2 separate regions of the Homo sapiens genome follow, and region 1 is linked to region 2. A link is an interaction called in ENCODE POLR2A ChIA-PET data of the cell type or tissue named here. Cell type or tissue: A673. All regions are shown on one strand. Each heading gives the region's core, and the rest is flanking DNA. Links, peaks and the distances in the headings are about the cores only. Region 1 overlaps NPTXR (neuronal pentraxin receptor). Region 2 has its middle 6.8 kb from the start of APOBEC3A.

Region 1 (8,323 bases), core at 6-8,005, 120 kb after region 2:
TTAGCCGGGCATGGTGGCGGGCACCTATAGTCCCAGCTACTCGGGAGGCTGAGGCAGGAGAATCGCTTGAACCTGGGAGGCTGAGGTTGCAGTGAGCTGAGATTGCACCACTGCACTACAGCCTGGGCGACAGAGCAAGACTCCATCTCAAAAAATAAATAAATAAAATAAAAAAGCCTGTGTGACTTGTTTGTTTTGAGGTTTATATTACATTCAAGATACGGAAGAGGTCACAGATCTCACTTAAACAGACACAAATCGTAAGTGGACAGCTCGATGAAAATTTGTGGATGGATACCCCTGTGAAAGCGCCAGCCAGATCAGGAATTGGAACACTTCCAGCACCCCCAGAAGGCTCCCTGGTGCCCCCAAAGACAGTAGCCTTCCAAAGGCAACGGCTATTCTGGCTCCTGTCACCGTAGTCAGTTTTGCCTGTGTTTGGACTTCGTACAAATGGACGCAGACAGCTGTGCACCCTTGCGTCTGGTGATCTTTCATTCAATGTCACGTCTGTGGCATCCAGGCTTATTGCGTGTACCCACGGAGGATTGCCGTTTTCATTGCCGTGTGGTGTTCCGTTGCGCGGACGAGCCTTAATTCATTTACCCGTTCTTCTGTGGATGGATCTGTGGGTTGTTTCTGATTTACAAATAAGGCTGCTGTAAACATTCTTGGGATATCTGTTGGCGGCTGTCAGCCCTCATTTCTCCCTGGATCGAGCCACAGGAGTGGGTTGCAAGAGGGGCATATATTTAGCGTCGGAAGGTACAGCCAAACATTTCCCCACAGTAGCTGAGAGAGTTTACAAGCCCGCCCGCGTGTAAACCTCGCCAAACTCGGTATGGTCATTTTAAAAACATTCCCGTTTCGGTGGGCGTGTAGTGCACTCACTGTGGTTTTAATTTGTATTGCTCTGATGATTCATGACGTTGAGCACCTTTTCTTATGTTTATTGGCCATTTTGTAAATCTTTGCCTGTAGGAGGTGGAATGAACTCAGAGGTCGGTGCTCCTCACAGAGTGAAGAAGGTGGGGTGCCGGGGCGGCGGGGGGGCGTCTCCCCAGGACAGTCTTGGGCACATCATCCCCGTGGAACTCTGGGGACAGGGATAGAAGCAACCAACCCAAGGTGGGAGCACTTATGTGCTTCCACAGCCCTTGTTTCACTCCAGGGGAAGCTGAGGCTCAGAGAGGCTGAGGGACCTGCCCACAGCCACAGAGGCTGAGTCAAGACCAAGCCAGGATTTCTCACTGAAGTGGGCTAGGGGTGGGGGACCTCCATCTGCTGAGGATTTTGGGGGCCCGGAAGGTGTGTGGGCAGGCAGGACCTCAGCAGAACTCCCAGCTGGGCTTCTGGAAGCAGCAGCCTGACAGGAGGGACTTTTGAAGGGAGGAGCAAGGGGCCTGGGGCCAGAGGGGTCTTTAGACACGGTCTGGGGTCTCGGACCCAGGAGGTACATGGCCAACCCCATCCCTGCTCCCTCTTCCTCATCCTCCTCCCCATTTGTCTTCTTTCCTTCAGCTCCAAAGTGGTACTAGGAGACCAGGATGATCAAAACCAACCTGTCCTTTGCCCACCACTCACCTGTTCCCCACCTGGGTAGGAGGAGGCGGAGCCACCTGCTGGGTCTGTCCCTGGAGAGGAAGGCAGGGTGGCAGTATGGGGTTTCTCTGAGAAGGCTTCCTGACCCCAAACTTCCACCTTGGCAAGAGCTGGTGGCCTGGCCATCCCAGAACAGCCTCTGCCTCACCGCCAGCTGGGAGCACCGCCAGCTGGGAGCACCGCCACCTGCGGAACCATGGGGCCATATTTGCCTTTGGGGCCACAGCACCTGGCACTTGGCAAGAGGCAGCAGGGGTGAGCTCACCCTCTGCACCAGGCCTGTCAAGGGCCTTACAATTGAATCCCACAAGAACTATGGTACTATTACTATCTCTGTTTTACAGATGAGGAAACTGAGGCTCAGAAAGTTTCAGAAGCTTGTCCAGCTCACTCAGCTGGCATTTCCACCCAGGCAGTCTGGCTCCAGGGCCTGCACCATGACACATTATGCTCTCCTGCCTCTCAATAACAGCAAAGAATAATAGTAATGTGACAACCACGTACTGCCTCTTATGGTTGACCACACTTCATATCTGTTCTTTCATTTTATCATTATTTATATCCCCAAATGTAGGTACTATTATTACACCCATTTTACAGATAAGGTAACTGAGGGCCAGAGGAGTTAAGCAGCTTGCCCAAGGTCGCAGATCTAGTAAGCAAGGAACTGAAAATGACGCTGGCCTGTCTAACGTGACAGTTCGTGTCTGCAACTACGACGCCATGTTGCTGCGGCACACATGGATGGATGGATGGATGGATGGATGGATGGATGGATGATGGATGGATGGATGGATGGATGAGTGCTCTGCAGCCCTGCCAGAGAAGCTCTCAGGGCCCTCTTCTCTCTCTATAGAGCATCTCAGTTCAGGCATCAGGGAAGCTGCCATCTGGAGGATGAGCAGGCAATGGGCAGAGGAGGGGTGGGGGCGGGAAGAATGTTCTTGGAGAAGGAACAGCATGTGTGGAGGCCTTAGGGTGAGAAGGAGTTTGGGGCAGTTGAGCAGCAGAGGACTTTCAGTGGGCGTGACCTATGTCCTGTCGGGGTAAGGGCTGAAGCCAGGAGGACAGGGACTTTATTGGCAGGGAGACGGGGCTGTGGAAGGATTTTAAGCAGGAGAGCAACATGGCTGGATTTGCCTCTGGCCGCTGTGTGGAGGGTGGGAGTGGAAGCTGTGGCACAGTCCAGCGGAGAGTAGCCAGGACTAGGGAGAAGGCTAGGAGCTGAGTGAAGCTCTGGGCGAGACGCAGGTTTAGATTCAAGCATTAGAGACACCACTTCATGAAGCTCTGGGTAAGAAGCAGGGTTAGATTCAACCACTAGAGATGCCACTTTAGGATTGTTTTCCTGTTTTTAAAAGAAAATCATGTCAAGTATTTCAGATGGGCAAAAAGGCATAAATACTACTACCCAGGCCCCTGCCCAGGCTCAAGAACCAAACGTTTCCAATCAGCTGATCCCCATCACAAGGTCAGGAGATGGAGACCATCCTGGCTAACACAGTGAAACCCCATCTCTACTAAAAATACAAAAAATTAGCTGGGTGAGGTGGCAGGCGCCTGTAGTCCCAGCTACTCGGGAGGCTGAGGCAGGAGAATGGCGTGAACCCCAGGGGGGCGGAGCCTGCAGTGAGCCGAGATCGTGCCACTGCACTCCAGCCTGGGCAACAGCGAGACTCTGTCTCAAAAAAAAAAGAAACTCCATCGCAAAAAAAAAAAAAAAATTGTTAGTCACGACATTAATAGTAGACACGCCTGTGATGCTTCCTATGCCTACCGCGCACTAAGCGCTTTCTGTCTATGAACTCAGTCAATCCTCACCACGATGCTATGAGATTTACTCTTTTACCCTTTGGGGCCAATGGGGAAACTGAGGCATGGCACCGTTACATAACAAGGCCACTCAGCTGGTGAAGCCCAGGTGTGAGCCCTAGCAGGACTCAGAACTCAGGGGATGGTTGGATGGGGGAGGTGAGGGGCCGTGGTCCACACTGCTCCCCCTGAAGGCTGCTCACTTTCCACCTGGTCCTGGTGCCCCTGCAGTCTGCCCCTGGTGAGGGAGGTGGGGTGGCAGGATGGGGTTTCTCTGAGAAAGCTTTCTGACCCCAAACTCCCACCGTTGCAAAACCTGGTGGTCTGGCCGTCCCAGAACAGCCTCTGCCTCACTGCCAGCTGGGAGTACCACTACCTGGGTGATCCTGGGCAGGGGCAGTGGTGCAGAGGGTGGGACCCTGACCCTCAACAGACCCAGACCAGCAGTGTAGGCCTGAGGAATGAGCACAGTCTGTGGGCTGTGCAGAGGATGGGACTCTGGCCCTGGAGTCCTGCACCTGCCTTCTGCTCCCTGCAGCAAGGGAATAGACCCCGGGTGGGGCTAAGGTGATGGGGTTTCCCTGCATCCTCCCAGCCTCAGCCACCCCACGCTGGCAGGACCCTCCTATCAGTCTCCCTTTGTGAAGCTGCCCTGCGCCATAGTCTCACACAACCTTCTGGATCTTCTAGACTTCCCGTGGCCATTAGTACCTCTCCTGCTTGCCTTCGAGTTAGGCAGGGCAACCAGCACTGTGCCCACTTGGCAGATCAACCAACAGACCCAGACCATCAGTGTGAGCCTGAGGAATGAGCACAGATTTCAGGATCAGGAAGGCCAGGCTGGAGTGCTGGCTCTGCAGCGTCACAGGTATGTGACCTTAGACAGGCACTGAGCCTCAGTTCCCTCATCTCTGAGTGGGCCTCCCTACTTCCCCAGGCTGTTGAGAGCAGCCTAGAACTGTTTGCACAGATCTTCCCTAGTGCGGGGCCTGGCATGCAGCGAGTGCTCGATGGAGACAGCTGCTGCCGTTAGCATTCTGATTGAGTGCTAATGAGCCCAGCACATTATGGCTGAGCCAGGCCTAGAACAAGGGGCTCTGGCTCTAGGCCCAGCACACTTACGCCAAACCCCACCCCGGACTCCCAGCGGGACAGGCCATGGGTTCCCAGCCTCCACCTTTCTGCCCCAGCAGGAGCTGAGTGGGGGTGCTGGCGTCATCATTCCCTCCATCATCTTAGGTGAGGGGCCCAGTTGGCATCGGGCCGGGAGCCCACGCGGCACAGCCTGCGCCCACAGCAGATGGGAAGTGGGGGTGCGGGAGTCGTGTTCTTCTGATTCAGACACTGGGACGGGGAGGGACTCACACACGATCCGGCGAGCCCACCTCCTCCATGGCCTTCCTGGCCGCTGCAGAGCCAGTGGCTCTGACAAAAGAACAGCTTGAGCGCACACCCCCTCAGCCCGCACGTTTTCTCCTCCAAACAGCGTCTGTTTAAATAGCCTCGACTCCCTGTTCTTGCTGGCAGATCTTCCTCCCTCTGTTCTTCCTGGCAAGTCTTCCTCCCTCTCTCCCTTTGCTGGAGAGAGGAGATGCTGGCTCCAGGGGTATCGGTTTGGCCCAGCCCCATTGCTATAGACAATTCAAAACGACTCCTGCCTTGGTTTCCCATCTGTGAAATGGGGATACGAAGAGTGCCAGCCTCAGCGAGCAGCTGCGAGGATTCATGAGTAAACACATGCCAAGTGCCTATGATGGGCCCGGTGCACAGCCTCACTCCCGCATGCCCCTCTGGCCTCAAGCTTGGCACAGAGCGGGTGGAGAACTGAGGACAGAACAGTACCTGGGACCAGGGACACCCTGCCCCAGCCCGCCCTTCCAGCCCTGAGATGAAATGCGCCCCTTGAGCTGATTGCCTCAGTCCAAGGCTTCCTGGAAGTCCAGCCATCTCGAATGCAGTGGGTGGCTGACCCTGTCACCCTGTGGGCCATCCAGTGTCACCTGAAGGCTCTGGAGGTAATGAGCGCCCCATCAGCTAATGTAGTCAAGCCCCACAGTTGGCATTATGCTTTTATAGTCCATGAGGGCCTGTCACTTGTCCTCCCATCCTTCCATCTGTCCTGGGAATGAACAAGAGGAAGTCTGTTTCACCCCACACACACTTTTTTTTGTCTCGCTCTGTTGCTCAGGCTGGAGTGCAGTGGTATGATCATGACTCACCGCAGCCTCAACCTCCTGGGCTTAAGCAATCCTCCTGCCTCAGCCACCCAAGTGGCTGGGGCCACAGGCATGCACCACCATGCCTGGCTAATCTTTGTATTTCTTGTAGAGATGGGGTTTCGCCATGTTGCCCAGGCTGGTCTCGAACTCCAGGGCTCAAGCGCCTGTCTTGGCCTCCCAAAGTGCTGGGATTACACACATGAGCCACCATGCCCAGCCTGTTCCCGTTTTAGAGGAGGGGAAACCAAGGCTTTGTGGTTAGTCTGCACCAGAGTCAGGGTTTATAGGCACCTTGACAGAAGGAGCCCTCGGGAAAGCAAAGATGAATGTAAGCGGGGAGTGCACTGTAAGGCTCCTCGCCCATCCCATGCCCACCTTCACCTGGCCTCCACCCCATCCTCGTGGGCCAAGTAGGCATCTGCGTGGCTGGGAGGCCGTGACCTCTTACACAAGAGGTGGGGGGGGTGGATAATGGTGGCCAGAGTCCCCCCTCTCCCGCTGCTTTCATGGGTCCCTTTCCAGAGCCAGCCTGGACGACCACAGTGACTTGTGTCTGTTGCCCCATCTTACAGCCTGGAATGGAGAGGTTGATCCTCAGCCCCTCCCACTGCCAGCAGAAGAGGGGGGTTGCTGAGTGTGAGTGGCACCAGACCCCCTGCCCTGTGAAGCAACCTCACCTTTCCCATGGGAGCCAAGGGACAGGTGGGACAGAGAGGGAATAGGGCTTCTGGAGAGGCCGCTTGGCAGATGCCAAGAGAGGCTGCGTGGCGAGTGATGCAGAGGGGGCGGGCGAGCCAGACTGCTAGGCTCAGATCCCAGCTCTGCTCCTGCTCCTGGTGTGATCTTAGTTAACTCACCCTAGTTTTCCTGCCCCTGAAATGGGGACACTGGCATGTTAAGTGGATTCAGAGAGGGAATGTTTGCAAGGTGTCTGCTAAGGCTCAGCCGGCAGCAAGAGCGTCCCATTCAGTCTTCCCACCTACCCCATGCACCCAAAACCATGCCCCCGGCACCCACTGTGGGCCAGGCTCTGGGCACTTCCCTTACACGCCATCATTTAATGCTGGCCAGCCCTGGAGGCTGAGCATTCCGTGTCTCCATCTTATAGAAGGGGAAAAATGATCTCGGAGTGTCAGCCCACCTGTCCCTACTCTCACGGGGCAGTGGCAGAGCCGAGGGCCGGTTCCTGCAACTCCTCAAAATGAGGTCACATTGCTGTCCACACTGGCAGCTCCCAAGTCTCGGGCACTGAGCATGGCAGTGGTCCTTTGCCCCCAGCACTCTGATGCAGGGGACGCACTTCTCCCCTTGTCCCATGGCTAGAAAACAGGCTCAGAGAAGTTAAGGAGGAGTGCACAGCTCAGAAGGAACACGCGGCCCTCAGTCACAGCAGCCACCAGCAGTGTCCAGTGTCACCCAGCAAATGACTGACAAGGCCATTGGCTGGGCCAGTGAGGCTGGACAGGGGATTCTATACTTGTCCCAGGCTGCAAGGCCATCCCCTCGCAGCTTAGGAAACTGAGGAAAGGTGGGGTTCTTGGTTTTCTGTTTTGCCTCCAGCCACAACTTCAGCATCTGGGGCAGTGCCCAGCACAATGGGGGTGCCCTCTGAATGTTTGCTCAGTGACTGAATCACAGAATGCAATGAGTTCGTGTCTGGGGCCTAAGCCTGGGAGCAAGGAACTGACTGAGCAAAAACTTCCCAGGCCCCTGGGGAGTTCGCAAGCATCAGGCCTGGTAGCGGGGACCATGGAGGAGGGGGAATCCAGGAGGATGGTGGAGGATGGTGAAGGTTTAATTTAGCTCCTAGCAGCTCATTGAATTATTAATCTCCTACTGACATTTCTGTGACATGTCTGCCACAGACTGTCCCCTTGAAGAGTCTGGACCTGCGGCCTCACCTGCGTTCCTCCACCCCAGAGGGGCCTTCTTCCAGCAGGAGAAGGGGAAGGAAACCCTCCCAGCTCCTGCCCCAGTTCTGCTGCCCTTGGGGTCTTAAGATAAGACAGGCATGTCATGGGGAACTCTGAACACTTAGACCTCATCCCGGGCTGGATGGGGGATGTCAGAGCCTACCCTGGAACACCCTGCCCTAGACAGCAATTGCAATAAGCAGGCTCTGTTTATTGATATTTAATCCTTAGTCCTCCCCACAACTCTCCAAATAGGTGCAGCTCTCTTTTGAGTAAACAAGTTCAGAGAAGTCAGGATATTTTCTCAGAGTCACATAGCAGATTGGTTACCGAGCTGGTTTTGAACCCTGGGCTGTCTGACTCCAAAGTATGTGATTTCAACCACCTGTCACCCTGGTATGGTCAAGCCACCGGGGCCCTGCTCCAGAAGTCCCTGTTTCACGCCCTGAGTGGGCCCAGTGGCCATACAGAGCCTTTTGCCAAGGACCGTTCTAGAGAAGCTTGCTGAGTGAGGGAATGAAGACTAAGATGGTCCGCCCCTTTACCAGCCTATCAGTGTCTAGCCTTGCTGCTATGAAGGACTAGGGTGGGGCGTTCAGCCCCAGCTGCACCCTGAAACCACCTGGGGGACCTTCACAGCACTCATGGCCACGCCCCACACCCCCACCACAGCCTGAGCTGTCCTTGAGGGCCGGGGCCAGCTCTGCCTGCTGCTCGCCGTCATGTGCCAGCACCAGGAACAGAGCCTGCCAGGGACCCAGGATGCATCTGTTGCCT
Region 2 (8,323 bases), core at 143-8,142:
CCTGAAGTGGTCCCTGATTGCTGGGCCACTCAGCCCAGGTCACCCTGGGACCAGAACGGAGGTCCCGCTCGGGTCTGGAGTCCATGCTGCTGTGTATGAGGTCCTGGCTCTGCCATCACTGTGGGGCCCCAACCCCTACAGCCCAGAGGAACCACAGGCTTCCAGTTCCTAGCCCAGGTCTGAGCATTGTCATGGGGCTGCGTCCAGTCCCCTCCCCTGGACCCACAGGGCTCCCAGGTCATAGGCAAAGCTCTGAGATGAGACCCAGGGAAGCTGGGAGTCTGAGGAGCTCGGGAGAGAAAGGGCTCCCTGCTCCTGTGCCCCGCCCCCAACAGAGTGACATGACGAAAAGGACCCTTCCTTGGGATACCCCAGACACACCCAGATGCCCACTTCAACATTGCCCGTGGAGCAGGGTGAGGGGACAGTCTCAGCGTCCACCTGCTCCTCTGGCTTTGATTCTGGGCTCTGACAACAGCCCCGCCCTCCTCAGCCTAGAAGCAAGTGATCGAAAAAACCAAAGGATCTCTCCAAGCAAAGGGGCCAAGCTCGGGGGGGCGGGGGGGACAAAGGGTGGGGGGAATAGGGAGGTGGAGGAGGTGGCTGCACCTGCCCTTGGACAGGGGACAGTGCTGTCCTCCCAGGGTGGGGCCCTCTGTCCCCCATACCCCCACTGGGGTGGCCTCTTTGCCCAGAGTGACTACATGTTGTCCATTTTTCGGTCACTTGTTTCAAGGGGTGGAGCTGGGGCTGTTGTCAGAACCCAGAAATGAAAACGAGAGGATCGGGGTTGATGACGTGGTTTCCCCAGCACTCTTCACGGTAAGAATTGCTGCAATCCTCTGACTTGGGGCAGAGCTGAGGTAGACATCTGGGTGTGTCTGGGAAACCCCGGGGAAGGTTCCTTTCTGTCCTGTCACTGTCTGTGTGTGCTTATGTGTCTGTGTGTGTCTGTGTCTTTGCCACCAGAAGGAGTTGGGCCTGTTTGCTCATGAGCAGCTGTCGAGGAGGCCCACTGTGTACCACATATGCGGCTCCTGAGGTCCTGAGGTGGAAGGTCCCTACTGCATCCACCACCCCGCGGGGCAGAGAAGGAGCCCAGAGAAGGAGGGGCGTCCCACCTCGTGGAAGGCCAGGAATCAGGAAGACCAGTGTCCCTTGTGCTAGGGCAGCACAGTGGGGTCCCTCTCTCTTTCTCCCTCACCCCCATGCTCCTGGTCAACCTCCTCCCACTCCAGCCCTGGCTGCCAGGGCCAGCCCCCCACCTTCTCTATGGGGTGGGACGCTGGTGAGCCACGTATTCACGGGAGGACCCTCAGCACAGAATGAGCCCTGGACAGTCCATGCATGTGACTGACATTGCTCACTTCACCAGCCCATCTGCTCCCTCCCTTCCTGATGCAGGCAGCAGGAGAGGGGCAGAGACACAGACATCCCAGGAGGGAAAACCTTCTGGAAGAGCCTACTTGACATGCCTGGTATCCTTGGCTCCCAGACAAGTCTGGACCACCGATCCCACATGGTAAAAAGGACCCTTCCACAAGATACTCCCAGACACAGCCAGATGCCCCATAGAGAAGGTGGTGGGCAGGTCCTGGTGGTCCCGGCCCCACCCAGTCCTCCGAGGGAAGCATCCACAGCTGTTTCTGCTCCTTGGCCTCCGACACCCCAGTGCCATCCCCGGAGGGCCTGGGCTGCCCCTGCACGGTGAGCTCCGGGCCAGTGACAGCCGGGGGCCCTGCTCTCGGCACCACCCTCTTCCAGGGGTGGAGACCCAGGCCTTGGGTCTGTGAGCTCCTAGGTCTGTTTCTGGATGCAGCTCAGCTCCCTCTGCTATGCACAGAGTAAGTGCCCAGCATGTGTGCCATGGCTCAAGTTTGGGATGTAGGAGTCTGGGCTGGGAGGAAGGGCCTGGCTTCCGCCTCTGGCTTGGGATGGAGAGGGCACCAAGCTCATGGTGTCACTCGTGTCACTTGGCCGTTCACTGGTGCTCGGCAGAGGTTCTCTCGCAGGCTCCTGTGTTTACTGTATGGTGTCTTCCGCTGTGCAGAAATTTCAAATATGGCCCAGTAAAATATATCAGGCTGTCTTCCCTTGGGCTCACATCTAAGACCATGGCTGCTCCACCCTTCCTATGTGTAGAAATTCTTACCTGTCTCTCCACGGTATGTCGCTTGTCCAGGGAAGATTCCATGCCTGCCTCGTGGAAACACCCGGAGCAGAAAAGGCAGCATCCCCGTGGCAGGGAGGCCTGAAGGCCATAGTGTCTGGCATTGTGTGCCTTGTTTATGCCAGCTTTCTCAACCACAAGATTACAAAAGTGTTTTCCTGTATTTCTTCCTATCCTCTTGCATATGTAGATAAATACGCATGTGTGAGACACACATGCACACACACACACACATGCACATACCACCACACATTTGTTGAGCCAAGTGGGTGATGCTCCGTCGAGTGCACCAAGCTGGCTTCTTCCTCGGGGCTTTTGTGCCTGTGCATGGGTCCCTTTTCATGGGCTGTTTGAGCCCAGCTTCTCCCATGACAGCCCCTGTGTCTGCCTCCCACCCGGGCACAGAGCAGGAACAGCAGCCCTGCTCTCTTCACTAGGCAAGCGTGCTGTGCACAGGTAGGTGTTCAATATTGGATGAATAATTCATACTAACAAACCCTGTTCAACCCACCAAGTGTAAACTGCTGAGGTCTCCCAATATTCCTGGGGACACACTTTAGAATTCACAGTTCACCCAGGGCGGGTGAAAGCTTGCTTTTCTTTTTCCTCTTCAGCCACGGAACTTGCCGATGCCCACTTTTCCAATGCCAGCGTGAAAGCCCCAGTGAGTGCCCTAGAGGGGCAGGACACCAGCTGAAGCTCTTTTTGTAAAGTCTGTGCAAACTGCAGCAATCCACAACCATGAGCTTCACCTAATTCTCCTCCTTACTAATGAGGAAGTACACGGGTGGCCCAGAAATAAAGAATTTACACAGGCACTCTCTAATGAGATTTTATAAATTGCTACTCTTAGGCAATGTGACCTAGTGGGCAATAATGTCAGCACCTTGCATTGTGCAATTTGCCAGAGCCCAGCCCATGTCCAGTCCAAAGGGGGTGAAATTTCTCCTTGTGGCTTTAGAGCTTCCTTCTGAGCACCCGTCCACCCTCCTACACACACCCTTCTGAATGTTATAGCTTTATAACTGTATTGAGACTTTGTACAGCTCACTCTTCCAATTGTTATAGCTTTAAAATAGTATGGACTTTTCTTTTCTTTTTTTGAGACAAGAGTCTTGTTCTGTCACCCAGGCTGGAGTACAGTCATGTGATCTCAGCTCACTGCAACCTCTGCCTCTCGGGTTCAAACGATTCTCCTGCCTCAGCCTCCTGAGTAGCTGGGAACTACAGGCGTGCACCACCACACCCAGCTAATTTTTGTATTTTTAGTAGAGACAGGGTTTCACCATGTTGACCAGGCTGGTCTTGAACTCCTGACCTCAGGTGATCTGCCTGCCTCAGCCTCCCAAAGTGCTGGGATTACAGGCATGAGCCACCATGCCCAGCCATGTATTGACATTTTCTACCTTAACTCTCTTTATCTCTCGTAGTTTTCAAAATCAAATGAGTGGATCCAAGTCCTCTGAATGCAATGACCAGCTTGTCAGGTTCCAGTAAAGCCCTATCAACATTTTAAATGTGATTGCACTCGTTTATAGATTAGTTGGGTAGATGATTGATACTGGCAACCTCAAGCCTGCATTTATAATTAAATTGAGACTTCCATCAAGGGCTGGGCACACTGTGGGAGCTTAAGGAAGGACAGTGTGCTTCCTGCCCTGGCACCTCATGGCAGCCAGGCTTGAAGGGTCCCCAGAGAAGCCTTCACCACCCCCACGTGACGCCCTGCCCTTTGCTTGTGTCTCTGGGTTTGATAACAGCCCTGACTCCACTCATTGGAAGTAAGTGATAAAAATTGTGCAGTCATTCTGGGCAAAGGGGCCAGTGTAAGGGAGGCAAGAGGGGCTCACCCTGGTGAAAGAACCCCACAGTTAGTCATGTCACAGGGCGGGTCTCAGGGAGACCGGACCACCGTCCCCCAGAACCCCACCTTCCAAGGGCCCAGGCCCCCTGTCCCCTGGGGCTCACTCACAGCTTAGCCACGACCTCTTTCTTCCTCCCTGGGATGAGGCCCAGTGCCTGGAGATGGCCAGCCATCCCTCTGGGGGCCACCAGGTGACCAGCAGGAGAGCTGCGTCTGCAGGAGCAGATGTGGGGGCAGAGCCTGGATCCTGAGCGTGGTCGCAGGCCTGGATCTTGTTGTATGTAATGACCGAACCCTACTCAGCCCCTCAGGCAGCTCTGCTGGTCCCCACAGCCACAGACCTCCCTCCAGCTCCCTCTGTTCCCACGCCCCTGTCCTCCTGGCTCCTTCGTGTCCACTGCCTCCTGTCCTCCCGCAGTTGCCTGCAGCCCTGCCCTGCCCCTCTCCTCCCTCCTCTCTTCTCCTTTCCTTCCATCTCTCCATGGATCTGAGTCTACTAGCTCTTCCCTTCGGGCCTAAACGGCTGCCAGACTTCTTCCTGCCCTCCTGCGCCATCCCCTCTCACTGCTGCTTCTAATCCCCTCCACTAAATAATTATTTTCCCCCAGGCCCATATAGTCACTGTCAACGTTGTGGCACAGTTTGGCCCCAGATATGTGAGCAGAAGTTTGCCAAGGGGAGACCTGGGGAAGGCTGCCCTTTCTGGACAATCCTGTCGTCCAGGGTGACCAGGGCCGGGAGGCTGGACCCAGGGGCTTCAGGCTCTGCAGATGGAAAGGCAAGAGAGCACCAGTGCCCACCATGGCTGAGGTTGGGAAGTGGGGGCTGCTGTCCAGGGGCAGAGTCCATCCTCCATGTGGAACCCTTCCCACCTGGGCTCCCTCTCTAGTGGGTGGAATCCGGAAGGGGTGGGAACAGGGCTGCTCCCAAGGCCCCCTGACTACACGTGTGGCTCCTTTCCAACAGGGAGACTCCCCGCTGGCTCTCCTCTTATTGCCTGGCCTGTCCGTTCCGGCCAGGGCTGGCCAGCAGTGGGGAGCTCTGTGAGTGAGGTCAGAGTTTGAATTCAGGTGCTTGTCCCGGAAGGGTTAGCTGTGTTTTCTCATCCCAGAAGGAGTTAGTGTGACTTTTGCCCCACATGAAGGTCCACTCCAAAAGGAATGACATTTATTCATTTCCTAGTGTTTATTTACACACTTGCAATTCATGGTACAATTACCTAACAAATTATGGAAGATTCTTAACATTTTATTTTAGAAGTGTAGCTTCAAAGCCAATTAAAACAATCATTTCATTAATAAATCGAAAGCTATTCCCAGAGTATTAACCATAATCATACAATTTAATTCTTGAAACTTAATTTTTTTTTTTTGAGACAGAGTCCCTCTCTGTCGCCGAGGCTGGATCTCAGCTCACTGCAACCTCCATCTCACGGGTTCAAGTGATTCTCCTGCCTAAGCCTCCTGAGTAGCTGGGATTACAGGCACACACCACCACACCTGGCTAATTTTTGTATTTTTAGTAGAGACAGGGTTTCACCATGTTGATCAGGCTGGTCTTGAACTTCTGACCTCAGGTGATCCACCTGCCTTGGCCTCCCAAAGTGTTGTGATTACAGGCGTGAGCCACCACGCCCGGCCAAAACATAAGATAAATTTTTAATTAAAATTAATTCACTCTGATTTTTTAAAAAATCTACTTGTCAGGAGTGCATTGCTTTGCTGGTGTCTGTGAACACCTGGAGATGGTGATGAACAGCCTGTTTGCATTTCTTAGAAGAAGATCTTTTATTCTGCTGCTCAACCCAGGTCTCTGCCTTCCTTAGAGACTGAGGCCCATCCTTCAGTTTCCCTGATTCTGGAAAAGCAGGGGAGTTGAATGGAGTAGGAGGTGAGAGAGTGGAAAGAGGGCACAGGGAGGAGGTCTGGGGACAGTGACAATGACGGGAGAGGAGGGAGGGACGTGAGAGATAGGAGAGAGAGGGAGGCTGTGAGGAGCTGTGGGCAAACCCAAGGACCTTGCCGGCAGAATCTTGTTTAATTTTCACCCCATCCCCCTAGGTGAGCAACTCTCATTACTCCCAGCTTCCAGATGTGGATGCTGAGGCTCAGGCAGGGGATGTCCTGTAGCCAAGGACACACAGGAGGAAGTGGCGCGGGGCATGGTAGGCCCTTTACCCACCTCTGGGCTCCCTCTCTAGTGGGGTGGGATCAGGAAGGGGTGGGGACAGGGCTGCTCCCAAGGCCCCCTGACTGCATATGTGTGGCCCCTTTCCAACAGGGAGACTCACTGCTGGCTCTCCTCTTATTGCCTGGCCTGTCCCTCTGACCAGGGCTGGCCAGCAGCGGGGAGCTCTGTGAGTGAGGTCAGAGTTTGAATTCAGGTGCTTGTCCTTCAGCTGCACCCTCAGCCCCTTCTGTGCAGCTTCCTGGATAGATGCCTCTCTGGGCAGCCCCAGCGCTTCCCTCCCAGGCCCTGTCTTCCCTGACTATGTTGCCAGGTGATGCCTTTGCCCTGGCAAGCTCTTTCTGGCAATTGGTCATTTCTAGCCTCATACCTTGCCTTGGAAGTAGGGTCACTGTGGCACTTTTCATCTGAACCTGGACCTTTTCAAGAGTGACAGGGGTGCTGTCACCCATGGCAGGGACAGCAGGCCTAGAGCATCCCCATCCAGGGCAAAAGGGACAGAGGTTCACCCTATTCAGAGGGAGTCGATCAATTGCTATTACATGGACGGGGAGGCTGAGGCTCTGAGATGTCCCGAATATAGATCTAGGCAAGCCACCTAACCTTAACTCCCTCCCCCGCACCAGAAGAACCCCTTGCCCACATGGCTGCCGTGAGGCTTAAGCAAGAAGGTGCCACTCATGTGCAGCAGCAGAAGTGGCTCCATTATTCCTCTTACCCTCACCCCCACTTCTCACCCCTACTTCTGTGAAGTCTCATCACTAATAAGCAATGAGTTTAAGTGCTGACCCTGAGTTCACTGGTATCAGGGCACCTGACTCATTTGGCATGTTTGTGATAGTCAGAGAAAAGTACCCCTGCTCTGTACAGACACATTTCTCCAGGTGCCAGCCTCTACTCATCCTCCCTGAGCAGTGCGAGGCTGAGCAACTGTACGTGGCAGCCCTGATTGGCTGACAGTGATCCCGGCAGTTAACATCAACACTTCAGCCCCTGGCAGCCCCAGGACCAATGTCTCTCCTCCACCTACGACATGTCCCTGCTCCTACCTGCCGCTGACCTCTCTGGCCGATGGCCCTCTCCCTGGTACTGTCCCTTTCACCTGCTCAGCTTGGAACATCTCCCTCAACTCTCTAGGAAACATCAGCCCAGGAAGACCCTGGGGGAAAGTGAGTAGAGAGAGGGGGGCGTGGCTGTTGGACTTTCCGCCTGTTCTCTCCACTGGGTTGTACCTCCTGTAAGAGCAGGGCAGTGTCATCTCTGCATCATCAGCGCCAGGTATTCGGCTTATGAGCCCTGAGTGAATGAGGATCAAGTGACTCAGTGAGGGAGACTTTCAAAGACTGGTATCACTTCCTAATCCCGCCATTCAGCCCCACCAGAGGTTCAGAGCTCAAGCGATCTGCTAGGCTGGGTGCTGGTGAAGTAAGAGGCACTGCATAGGGAACAAATAAACCCCGACACTGCAGTGGTTTAATACAAAAGACGTCTATTCCTCTCTCACACAAGAGTGTCATGCAGGCATTCCTCCGAGCACACGGGCAATTTCCTCCAGGTCGCAAATCAGAAGCCTCAGAGGGCTCCTCGGAGGCCTCAGCGCACAGGGATAGAAGCGGAAGGAGAGTGGGAAGTCTGGCCAGCTTTTTATCTTCACATCTGCTGGCAAGAACCAATGCAAAGGGTTGGGGATGATGGGAAATGGGGTCCGAGCGTGGCAACTCTCCCCAGAACTACCCTCGCTGGGCAGGGGGAGCAGCCAGCCACTCTGCCCCAAAGGCAAACCCAGCCAACATAAGCCCTTCCCCAGCAGCAGCTGGGGGCATTCCTGCTGCAGTAGCAGAGGTCCGCTCTGCCATTCCTCCTCCAGGAAGCCTTCCTTGGATTCTCCCGGGCCAGGCGGTTCTGTTCCAGTAGTCCCCAGTGCTCTCATTTCCCTGCCATGAGCCACACATTTTGAAAGTATCTCCCATTTGACGAAAACCAACCCTCCTTTTTGGTTTTGAACTCCTAGCACATGGTCAGTGCTTTTTCAATGTTTGGGGGAAAACTCAGTGAAAGAACGTGTTGGGACGCAGAAAACAATATCTCAAAATGAAGGCCTG

Evidence for each region. Peaks named below come from ENCODE experiments on the same cell type or tissue, not always from the same donor. Only the 100,000 strongest peaks of a DNase experiment are listed, where the experiment ranks them.
Region 1: POLR2A ChIA-PET joins it to region 2 with 5 read pairs; 2 of 35 experiments call an interaction of 5 or more read pairs at or near these places.

Annotation. Positions count from the first base shown.
Region 1 is chr22:38,828,659-38,836,981 of GRCh38, reverse strand. The region is part of intron 1 of NPTXR (neuronal pentraxin receptor); the gene reads left to right. Among named protein-coding and RNA genes, the nearest start is that of NPTXR, 11 kb to the left of the region's middle. In A673, for the core only: no CTCF peak of the experiment used is centred there; no DNase peak of the experiment used is centred there; H3K27ac peaks cover 978 bases.
Region 2 is chr22:38,946,680-38,955,002 of GRCh38, reverse strand. No RefSeq gene overlaps it. Among named protein-coding and RNA genes, the nearest start is that of APOBEC3A, 6.8 kb to the left of the region's middle. RefSeq lists enhancers at 1-681, 4,548-5,398. In A673, for the core only: no CTCF peak of the experiment used is centred there; no DNase peak of the experiment used is centred there.